Linked DNA regions of Homo sapiens: region 2 is linked to region 1. A link is a contact called in ENCODE POLR2A ChIA-PET data. All regions are on one chromosome and are shown on one strand. The core of a region is the stretch at or near the end of the contact, and the rest is flanking DNA. Distances in the headings are between cores, read along the strand shown.

Region 1 (5,057 bases), core at 578-3,077:
CACTTCATTTAAGAAGAAAGTTTGAAATTCTAAAATAATGAATTTCATTTATGGCAGACTGACATATTTTCATTTTACTCAGGAACCATTCCTAATAATTAAAGACTAATTATTAATGATCTCCAAGATGGTAGCTTGTTGCTAGCAAAATGCTAAGAAAAAAATATCAATCTCAAATTACAGTGCATTTCTAGAATATTAAAAAAAAAAAAGTCAGAGAACTGGAAACCCTCATACATGGCTGGTGGGAATGAAAAATGATGCAGCCACTTTGGAAAAAGTTTCCGTTTCTCAAAAAGTTATACATAGAACTACCCTACGACCCATCACTTTCATTCCTAGGTATCTACCCAAGACAAATTAAAACATACGTCCACATAAAGACTTGCACATGAATGTTCACAGCATTATTCATAACTCGAAACGACCTAAATGTCTGTAAACTGGTAAATGGGTAGTGTTTCATCCTGCCGAACCCACGACTGGGGTCGCCCTCTAAGAGTTCATTAAAATTAATAAGGTATAATTACCTAAAACTCTTGTAAACAGGGGCTCGAATAAGTAACCTATCACAATTGATAAACCACACCATGTTGTTGGCAACCTGATATGTGCAAGGCATTAAACGGAGAGCTTTGCCCTCAAAGGGTTAAGAACATCTAGAATGGGGGTCTCCTCTTTCGTCTTGGGAGCCCCCTCCGTCTGTCTCTGTAGTGGGGAGCTTCTTCCTTCAGCCTTCTTCCTTCTTTCTTGCCTATTAAATTCTCCGCTCCTTAAAACCAAAAAAAAAAAAAAAAGTCCAAAAAGTCTTGGTGTTTACCACAAAAGAACGATGCTATTCCAACATCACAGCCTCCCTAAAGCAACTCTCAATTATTACATAAAGAGGCAGCCTCCCTAAAGCAACCCTCGATTATTACATAAAGTCACTTAATCTTTTCTGACTTCACCACTCTTTGCAACCAGAGTTTACTTTGCAGTAGGCTGTGGTGAAGTTAGGGACATGGTTTGGAAAATCTAAGTTAGGGATACCAGGCAAAAAAAGAAGAAGAAGAAAGAAAAAAAATCAAAGCTCTGTCATTACTGTGAACTTTTCAACGAGAGCCTTAAATCTCAGCACAGGGAAAAGAGACCCTTCCTCAAGCCCTGGAGAAGAGGCTGGTCACAACCTGCGGATCTCAGATCCCTTTGCCAATTTTTTTCTCTCCCTCTGAATCCAAAGGGTGACGCTGTCCTCACTGCTTCCCCACACACCAGCGAGTGCGCGGAAGTCCACCTGCGTGGTTGGACCGAGGGGGCAGGTCCATTCGCGGCCTCCGCCACGCCCCACACCGCCCCTCCCGGCACAGCCCGCCGGGGTTAGCCCGCCCGTCCGCCAGCTCCCTCTCAGCGGCGCAATCTCAGGAATTCTTAACCCTACTCTGGGCAGGTGGGATGGCTGAGAAAGACCCTGCATGCCGCCACTTTGGCTCAGGGTCCTCAGCCCAAACTGAGAAACGTTTTACAAAGAAGCGTGACGACCTTTCGCACTAAACCAGAGTACCGCCACCTCCATCGACCGAGCGCCAAAATTAACCGACTTACAGATGTGACTGGGCGCAGCGGCCACCGTAAGGCGTAAGGGGTGCCAAGTGCCGGTTCCAGTCCCGCCCAGCCCCGCCCCGCCCCGCCCCGCCCAGCCCCGCCCCGCCCCGCGGCCTGCGTGCGTCAGAGATCACGTGCCGCGCCTCCCGTCCCTACAGGCAATCGGGCGCTCCCCTCTTCCGGAAGTCGCGCCGGTGCGCGCCGGACTCCTCCCACCAGCGGCGACGTCAAACTCAGCTCCTACCACTTCTCTGTCTCTGCCGACCGGCGCAGGGAGGGCTGCCTTTTCCTTACAGTACGCCTTGAGGCTTCCGGGCCGCTGAAGTTTACGAGCGAGGGCAGTGCAGTTACTCAGTGTGCCGGCCTCGGACGCACGTGAGTAGAGTTTGAGAAGACAGAGGCTGGCTCCCGGCAGGCCACGCCCGCAGAGGCCTTTCCCCCTCTCCACAACTTGTGTTCTACTTGGTTCCGCCGAGACCCACGACGGTTCCGCCCCCTTCTTCCTAGTCATTGATGTTGTTGTTCTTGTCAGTGCCGCAGCCCCGACCGCCGGGAGCTCGAACCCGAGCCGGGGCCGCCCGGGTGGCGCGGTGGCGGCGGCTGCGGCTGCAGCAGCTGCGACGGCTGCGGGGGCTGCTCCGGGTACTGCGGGGGCGGCCGGGAGCCGGCAGCCGGCGGCGGGGCCGGATGGCTCTGTGCGGGCAGGCGGCGGGCGCTGCGTCGCTGCCCAGCGAGCTGATCGTGCACATCTTCTCTTTTCTGCCGGCGCCCGACCGGCTGCGGGCCTCGGCCTCCTGCTCGCACTGGCGTGAGTGCCTCTTCTATCCGGCCCTGTGGCCCCAGCTCCGCATCTGCCTCCGCGTCTCGCCCGCGGAGCAGCCTCGGCTGGAATTCCTCATGCGCAAGTGCGGCTGGTTCGTGCGAGAGCTGCGTGTTGAATTCGCCGCCGAGAACTATCTGAGCGGCGGTGGCCCAGGGGACGGAGGTGGCGCGGACACCGGGACTGGAGGGGAGGAAGTCGAGGCCCTGCAGCTCTCAGCTCGTTGGCTGGAAGTGCTGCGCACCTACTTGGAGCTGGTGCTTTGCGTGCTGGTCAGCATCCGGAACAACAGGTAGGCTTGCCCTGAGCCCCGCCCCGCCCGGTAACGGGGGGTCGCTCCGTCCCCGCACCCCGACACAGATTCTGTGCATAATACGTGCCCGGCCAACTTCAGTGTTGCCTTCCTCAGTGACGGAGAGTGTTGGTTCTAACTAGGCGGTTTCCTTGAGCGGAAAGGCATAACGGGACTCATCACGATACTTTATAAACAGTGGTGGACGGGGTGTTTAACAGACACCACTTCTGGCGCCTTCCAGGCACTCATTCATCCTCTTGGTGGCCGTGGGATGGAGCTGACAGGCGCTGTCACTTTTCATTTTATATATGGGAGCGTTAAGACTGGGAGGGTGAGGCCTGTGGGTGAGCCTTGGAAGAAACAAAACATACACATAACACGATTTTCTGACTCTGAATCTGTTAGAAATAGTTCATGGTGAGGGAAGGAGTAGGTACTCATAGGACGCTGCCTAAAAGAAATTTTGTAACAGCCATTTTCTTACCAGAAATAGTTTCGGCTAACTGAACAAGGCCCGAAGAGGAGGAGGAGTGTTTGTTAAAGGGATTGGGGAAGAAGTTGATCTTCAGGGTTGAAAGTCCCTCCCCATACACCACCACACTCAACTTCTCCCCAGTAGTTCACCTAAAAGTAACAGTCGGGCGGAGGAGGCGGGCGGGCAGCGAGGGAGTTGGCCAGGGTCTGCAGAGGGTAAGCACATAACTGTTCTGGTTTTGCATCAGGACTTCACTGTAATTCCAGAACTAACGCCTTATATTCTGACCCAGTATCCCTCCCAATCATCATTTTTCTCCATCGCCACCTCCAAAACCCTATTAATTTAGATCTTCTTTATATGGATATTCTAAAGAACCTTACAGTAAAGCTCTTATTAGAAGAAAGTTTAGACGTTCACAAAAGGAGCACCTTACATAGTAAAAATACTTCAGCAGTTTCACATTCACTGTGTTGTTTGAGCCTCTCAGTGGCACTATGAGGCAGGGTAATGATAAATAACCCTGTTTTACAGAAAGGAAACTGACCCTTTATAGGATCAAGTGATTTGCACATTGCTGTACGGCATTGTTTTTCTCCGAAAGCGTGTCCTTTTGCAGTAAATATACTGAACATTATGTTGAACAAGGTTGAGAGCAGTCCCTGGTTTAATGCTAGGAGATATATATAGATATAAGGTTATATATATATATGTATGCGCCATTAATCTGTGTCTTAATTTAGAAGTCAAGAGATAAGTTATAGCTCCAAGTTGTATCTGGGATATGGCTCCATTATTCCAGTTGCCTGTGCGTTTCCACAGCTTTTCGCAAGACATTCTATTTCCTTACTTTGGTTTTATCTGGCAGGAGAGGCCATTGAAGCTAAAAACAGATTAGGTTAGAGACTTTCTCAGAGTTGAATGTATGGCTAGAGGACCAACTGACCCAAAAGTTGCAAAGTTTCAGTCAGTGAGCACTTACTAATGAGACCAAGGTTGAGGGTGAATTCAATGAGTGAGTACCAATTAGATTTTTCTGTACTGAGATCAAATTGCACTTTTATGCAACCATGCAAACACTGTATGTGCCTTTGACCCAAGTAAGAACAAGACTTGATAAGTGTCTAGTTCCTTTTAAGTATTTTAATAACTGGTTGGTTGGATGGGTGGATAACATACAGGCAAAATGGAGATATTTCACATCTTTGCTTTGTAGCTTAATTCTCCTGTCCTTCTCTTCCTTACCCCTACAATTTTTATTAGCATCCCAATCTGCTTCTCTATAAGGCCACCGATGCCTGCCCTTCTGGGTCAGCTATCACTTCTATGCAAAAACATCACACCCGTCATCCCTAATTTTAAGGTTTGCTTGTCATCTACTATTAGCATGGTGTTGTATGTCATGCTGCTTTGGTAGCATATTCATTCTGTTTGTCTCAAAATGTAGTGTAATTGCATGTTGTTTGTACTAATGATACATCAAAGGGTTTTTGGAAATAAGTTAATCTCATCTTTACTGTTGAAAGTGTTTTGAGATACTCTGTGATATTGGAAAAGTTAATATGAATATTAAATCCATAAATAAGACTAGTTTCCTTTAAATTTTAACAAATCTGAAAATGTTTTAAACCACATTGTTTATCAGTGACTAGTAAAGCCTATTATTTCTTTCTATAATCACTTAAACTATAGACTTGGGACATTTGACATTGCTCTTTACATTTCCAAGTTAAATTTACAATGGTTTTGCTTTATGATTTCTGCCATTCTATAAGTAGAAAAGAGGGGGTGTGAATCATACCAGATCATAAGCATTCTGCTTCCAGGCTTTGTGCTGAATTCCTTTATACAGTTCATACAATTCAGACTGTTATTTTGTTTTG
Region 2 (4,625 bases), core at 1,681-4,180, about 21 Mb before region 1:
TTAGCTATTAGAGTAAACAAATGGCCTAGATGTAATCTGAACAAACTAAAAGACTATAGGTATTTAGTGACTGCTCAGCAATATTTACCACATGACAAAATGATGTTGCTATAGATTTCTTTCAAAAACAAATGAGGTATTAGAGAATTTTCAAAGGTTTAACAAGACCCAGCTTGAAGTGACAGAAAAAACCTTCATAATGTGTTTTTATAATGTCCTTCACATCAGACTACCAAGGGTCCTGTGCTTGTTCAAACCTGTAGTCTCAACCACCCTTTGTCTCCCATGAAATCTCCATCCTCCTTCCTCTCAAGAGTTTCCCTACACATCCCAATCCCAAAAGAAAAATCAATAGCTTACAAGAACACAAGAACAGCTTTTCTAAAGAACCATCACCAACTTAGAATTTGTTAAATAAAACAGAACCGAGAAAGAAATCCAGCCTTAGAACACTGAAACATCTAAGTGCCTGACACATAACAGGCATTTATTTGGCAACGGTATGTTGACTAGACACACAATATTGATAAAAAAAAATTTTTAAATGTAGTAACTGGACAGTACATGTGATAATATAATCTGCCCAACTGGCTTTACTGATTTGGAAGCTGAAACTCAAAAGGTTAAAGGACTTGTCCATGGACACAGATATTTTGGAGCACAGCCATGACTAAACAATCCTTGTCTCCTACTGCACTGTTCCCTTCAACAGGTCATATACCTCAGCCCCTCATGTAAAAAGATACAATATGTACACAAAATACATAAAAAGATACAAGCCAAATAAAAAGCAATTTGATGACTATTATTTCTCAAATATAATTGAGGTAGTTAACTTCAAACATTATCAGTCTTAATACACCTTTCCCATAATATAATTACTTCACCGATCTAAAAATGTTTTATGATATCAAATTAAAATGTCTTAGGCAACTGCCATGTGCAGGAAGTTCATTATAGTTTCAATAATGTGGTACTGCTGTAAACTTCCAGGTTAAAAGTAATCATCCTTACATGACTGAAAGTTTAATCAGATACATATAAGTTACACATAACAAGAACAAAACTATAACACTAGGAAATGTTACTTTGTGCTTCAAATTATTTATTGGTAAAGAAAGCATTAAGTCAGTAAAAGCAGCATCTAAGAATAGAGAATCTCCTTATTTTCAATTTTCTCATTTGTAAAATAAGGAGTTACAGAAATACAATCTTTGGAAAAGGCCCAATATGTAGCAAGATAAAAGTATAAAAGTAAAGTGTTTCAAAGAGAGTTGGGGACCAAGCTATGCTAAATTCCCAAGTGCTCTGGAACCCTAAGTCTCAGCAGAGTAGTGTTTCAACAAATCCCTCCACTTTTCGGAGCGCAACACATGTAAAGTGGTTGTGTTTAAAACCCCAACGTGCAAGTTTGAAAAGACTGTTTTACAAAACAATTGTTAAAATGTCTAATTTCTCTCAATAATGTCAAAATCATTTCCTTTGAGAAAATGATACCTATCTCTCATACTCTTCCAACCACTTCTTAAAACACATTCAGCTCATTATTCCAATGAGCAGGAAACTTGCGGGGAGGTGGGGCTAGCACACAGATCCCATGGCTTGGACAACTGAAGCATGACTTTTGTGGATTTGTACCATGTGGTGTTTCAGGAGAGAAGAAAAATACCTCAGGTGATGAAATTTTCAAAACGTATCTAAAACTGCAGTTGGTAGAAGGCTCTCCACAGCCAGCTGTCTTTCAAGAAAAGGCTCCAAGTTTATTTAAAATCTACAAGCAGAACAGAACCATACCTCAACCAAGCTCTAACATCAAGAAGTTTTACCCGATTTACGTAGTTAAAAGGATAAGAAATCGGAATTTACTTCAATGGATTTGTTCGATGCCTTAATAATGAATGAACTAGAGGCATCACTCACTGACTTGAGTTCTGAAGGAGTCTCTCAGCCCTGCCCCCTGTAAAACCTTAAGCAATTTCTACAGAATTAGGTTTTTCGAGGCTAAGCCCGGTTCAAAGGAAGTCTCCCCGCCTCCCTCCCAGGGGCTGAAGCCCAGGACAGCCGGGGCGGCGCGCCCGAGCGGGTGGGGGCGCGGGGACGCCCCCTCCCCGCTCGGGAAAAGTTCTGCAGGCCGCTCTCCGGCCAGGCCGGCCTGCGGCCGTCGCCTGCTTCGCCGCCACAAACACCCATCTCGGCCGCGGACGGCCAGAGGGTCGCGCCCCCTCCCCGCGCCACCGCAACTAACACCCCGCCCCCGCCTCCCCGCCACCGCCCTCGCCGAGCGTTAACCCCTCGCCGTCCGCCGCCCGGCTCGGGGGAGGAGGCCGGCCAGGGGGTGGAGTTGTCGCGTCTCCTCCCGGGAGCGCCCGGGCAGACGCCCGGCTTGTTTACAGGCCCCAGGCCTGCCCGCCGCCGCCGCCGCGCAGGCCCGCACCGCCCGCCAGCCCGCCGTCGGCCCGAGCGCCGCACTTACCCGGAGCAGCCGCAGGCGGGCAGGTCCCTGGTCGGCCGAGGCGGCGGCGGCGGCAGCCGGGGAGGGGGTCACCGCGGCGGCGACGGCGGCAGCCGGGGGAGGGGTCACCGCTGCAGCGGCGGGCCAGGTCAGGCTGGGGAAGGGGCGGAGGAGGGGAGGAGCCGGGCTGCGTCCGGGCCCCCGGCTGTCGGCGCCCTCGCGGCTCAGATCATCCGGGCGTTGGAGAGGGAGGCAGAGAGCGGGTCCCGGAGAAGGAGGAGGAAGAGCCGAGGACTCATCGCTTTCGCGCCTCAGCTGTCTAGAGTCCCCCCACCCCCCCCTCCCCAACCACCCGTTCCGGAGCAACAGCCGCCTGAGGACCCGAAGCTGCGGGCCGGACGAGCGCCGAGACCACTGCTCTCTAGCTCCCGCGCGCGCTCCCGTCCCTAGCGCCGCCACCGCCGCCGCCGCCGCCTCTAGCGCGGCCCCGCGCAGGCGCGCTCACGACCGCGTCGCCCCTCCCCCACCCCTCCGCTCGCCCCGCCCCGCTGGCTCCGCCGCCGCTACAGCTGCGGCGCGGCGCGCAGCTACAGAGACCCGGATGTCGTTGGGCAGGAACTGCGGTGAGGGCTGGCGGGCGGGGGAGGGGCCGCCACAGATGACGTCACTGCCTTACCCAGCTTCTTTCTCTGCCGCTGCTGCTGCCGCCGCCTTTGCCTTACGGCCTGGAGCACCAGGCCGAAGCCGAAGGGAGCGTCCGGATCCCGGATAGCAGCCAGGACCCGGGCCTTCACGTTCCGGCGCCAGGGACTGGACAGAATGTGCGGCTATTAGGTGCCCAGTAGATCGACAGCCCCTCCGTGCCGGCCCTTGGCCAAGTAGGGACTCGGAAGCTACCCCTACGGCGTCCGCGCCCGGAGCCCTGGCTCTTCTACCTGCCTGCAGATACAAACCCCACTCCCTGCGAAGATGGTGTACACGCAGCCCCGAGCACAGACCCGAAGCTGTCCACCCTTCTTGGGCGCCGTCGCGGTCTGGCCGCTGCCCTTCGAACCCATGGTGGGTCCCAGGCAGCTGCCAGACCCCCCTACCCCAGAGTCCCACTCCTCCAGAGCCTTCCTCTCCCAGTGACCCCAGGAAGCCCAAGCAGGTGCCACGGCCACACACCTCGCGACCCAAAGGGCAGAGACACAAGCACGCTACCACCGCCCACCAATGTGCGAGTGCAACTGATTCACGCACGGGGCACATGCTCTGAGTTTCTGGCAGGTTTTCCCTCTATAGTTCAGGGGATTCCACATTGTATTTATTTGCACATGTTAGATAATCACGTGGTTCTGTCCCAGGGGACCTCCAACGACCTCCAATGAGGTAGGTTAAGGGAACAGGATTTTTCAAAATCAGGAGAATAATCAGAAACATAACAGCTGCTTCTATTAAGAGGTAGAGATGAGCTAAAGTTAATAGAAACTGCACGTGCCAGCGGCCAAAATCCAGTTTAGCTAGCTGGAAAACCCGACCCACGCTGCTTGCAGACGCCGGGGATAGAATGACAAACCCTAGGCAGCCAATGAATCGCAGCCTAGGAGCAGTACATCACCAGCACGGGTTCCCATTGGCTGGGGTGCCCTTCCCTCTCTTGTCAGCGGCTTAACCAGTTCACGAATTTGACCTACACCACATTCGCAGGAAAAGAAGTTAGAAGAAAAGTCCGTATTTTTAAAAGATGTTCTGATGCACACACAAACCAAAGACTTCATTGTAGAAGGCAGGTTCTTTTACTGGCCAAATTGAGTTCTGGCCAGTAAAAAAGGTAAATTTATGTTGAAGGCCTCTCTATTTTACTTGAGGAGCTCACTATAGCAATTTGCACCCTACTACTTTCTATCTCCTAAACCATTTTGTTGCCCCAACTCTTAGATCAAAAGCAACCTATTTATTCTTTCTGGCATTCAGCAAATATTTAGCTGCTGCTTTTAAAGTTGTAAAAAGCCATCTCTAATTTTCTCAACATGACTTTGGGGAAGGTTCTGTTTCCTTCACTTTTTTTTTTTTTTTTTTTTTTTTTTTTGAGACAGAGTCTCGCTCTTTCATCCAGGCTAGTACAGTGGCACAATCTCGGCTCACTGCAAGCTCCGCCTCCCGGGTTCATGCCATTCTCCTGCCTCAGCCT

What was found. ChIA-PET counts read pairs that join two places held with the same protein, here RNA polymerase II (POLR2A).
Region 2: POLR2A ChIA-PET joins it to region 1 with 11 read pairs in CD4-positive, alpha-beta T cell. The contact joins the promoter of PPM1A here to the promoter of FBXO33 in region 1. POLR2A ChIA-PET finds 5 or more read pairs at or near these places in 3 of 52 experiments (CD4-positive, alpha-beta T cell, CD4-positive, alpha-beta memory T cell and CD8-positive, alpha-beta T cell).

The regions. Positions count from the first base shown.
Region 1 is chr14:39,429,203-39,434,259 of GRCh38, reverse strand. It overlaps FBXO33 (F-box protein 33), which reads left to right and starts at 1,827. Exons shown (of 4, transcript NM_203301.4): 1 at 1,827-2,696. The coding sequence starts at 2,098. LOC105370461 (a long non-coding RNA gene) reads right to left here and starts at 1,821. Exons shown (of 8, transcript XR_007064121.1): 1 at 1,741-1,821. RefSeq lists silencers at 1,229-1,398, 2,139-2,268, 2,709-2,838 and an enhancer at 1,789-2,038.
Region 2 is chr14:60,247,526-60,252,150 of GRCh38, reverse strand. It overlaps PPM1A (protein phosphatase, Mg2+/Mn2+ dependent 1A), which reads right to left and starts at 2,930. Exons shown (of 6, transcript NM_021003.5): 1 at 2,474-2,930. RefSeq lists silencers at 1,947-2,686, 2,887-2,986 and enhancers at 3,087-3,436, 3,497-3,546, 2,856-3,584, 4,127-4,376.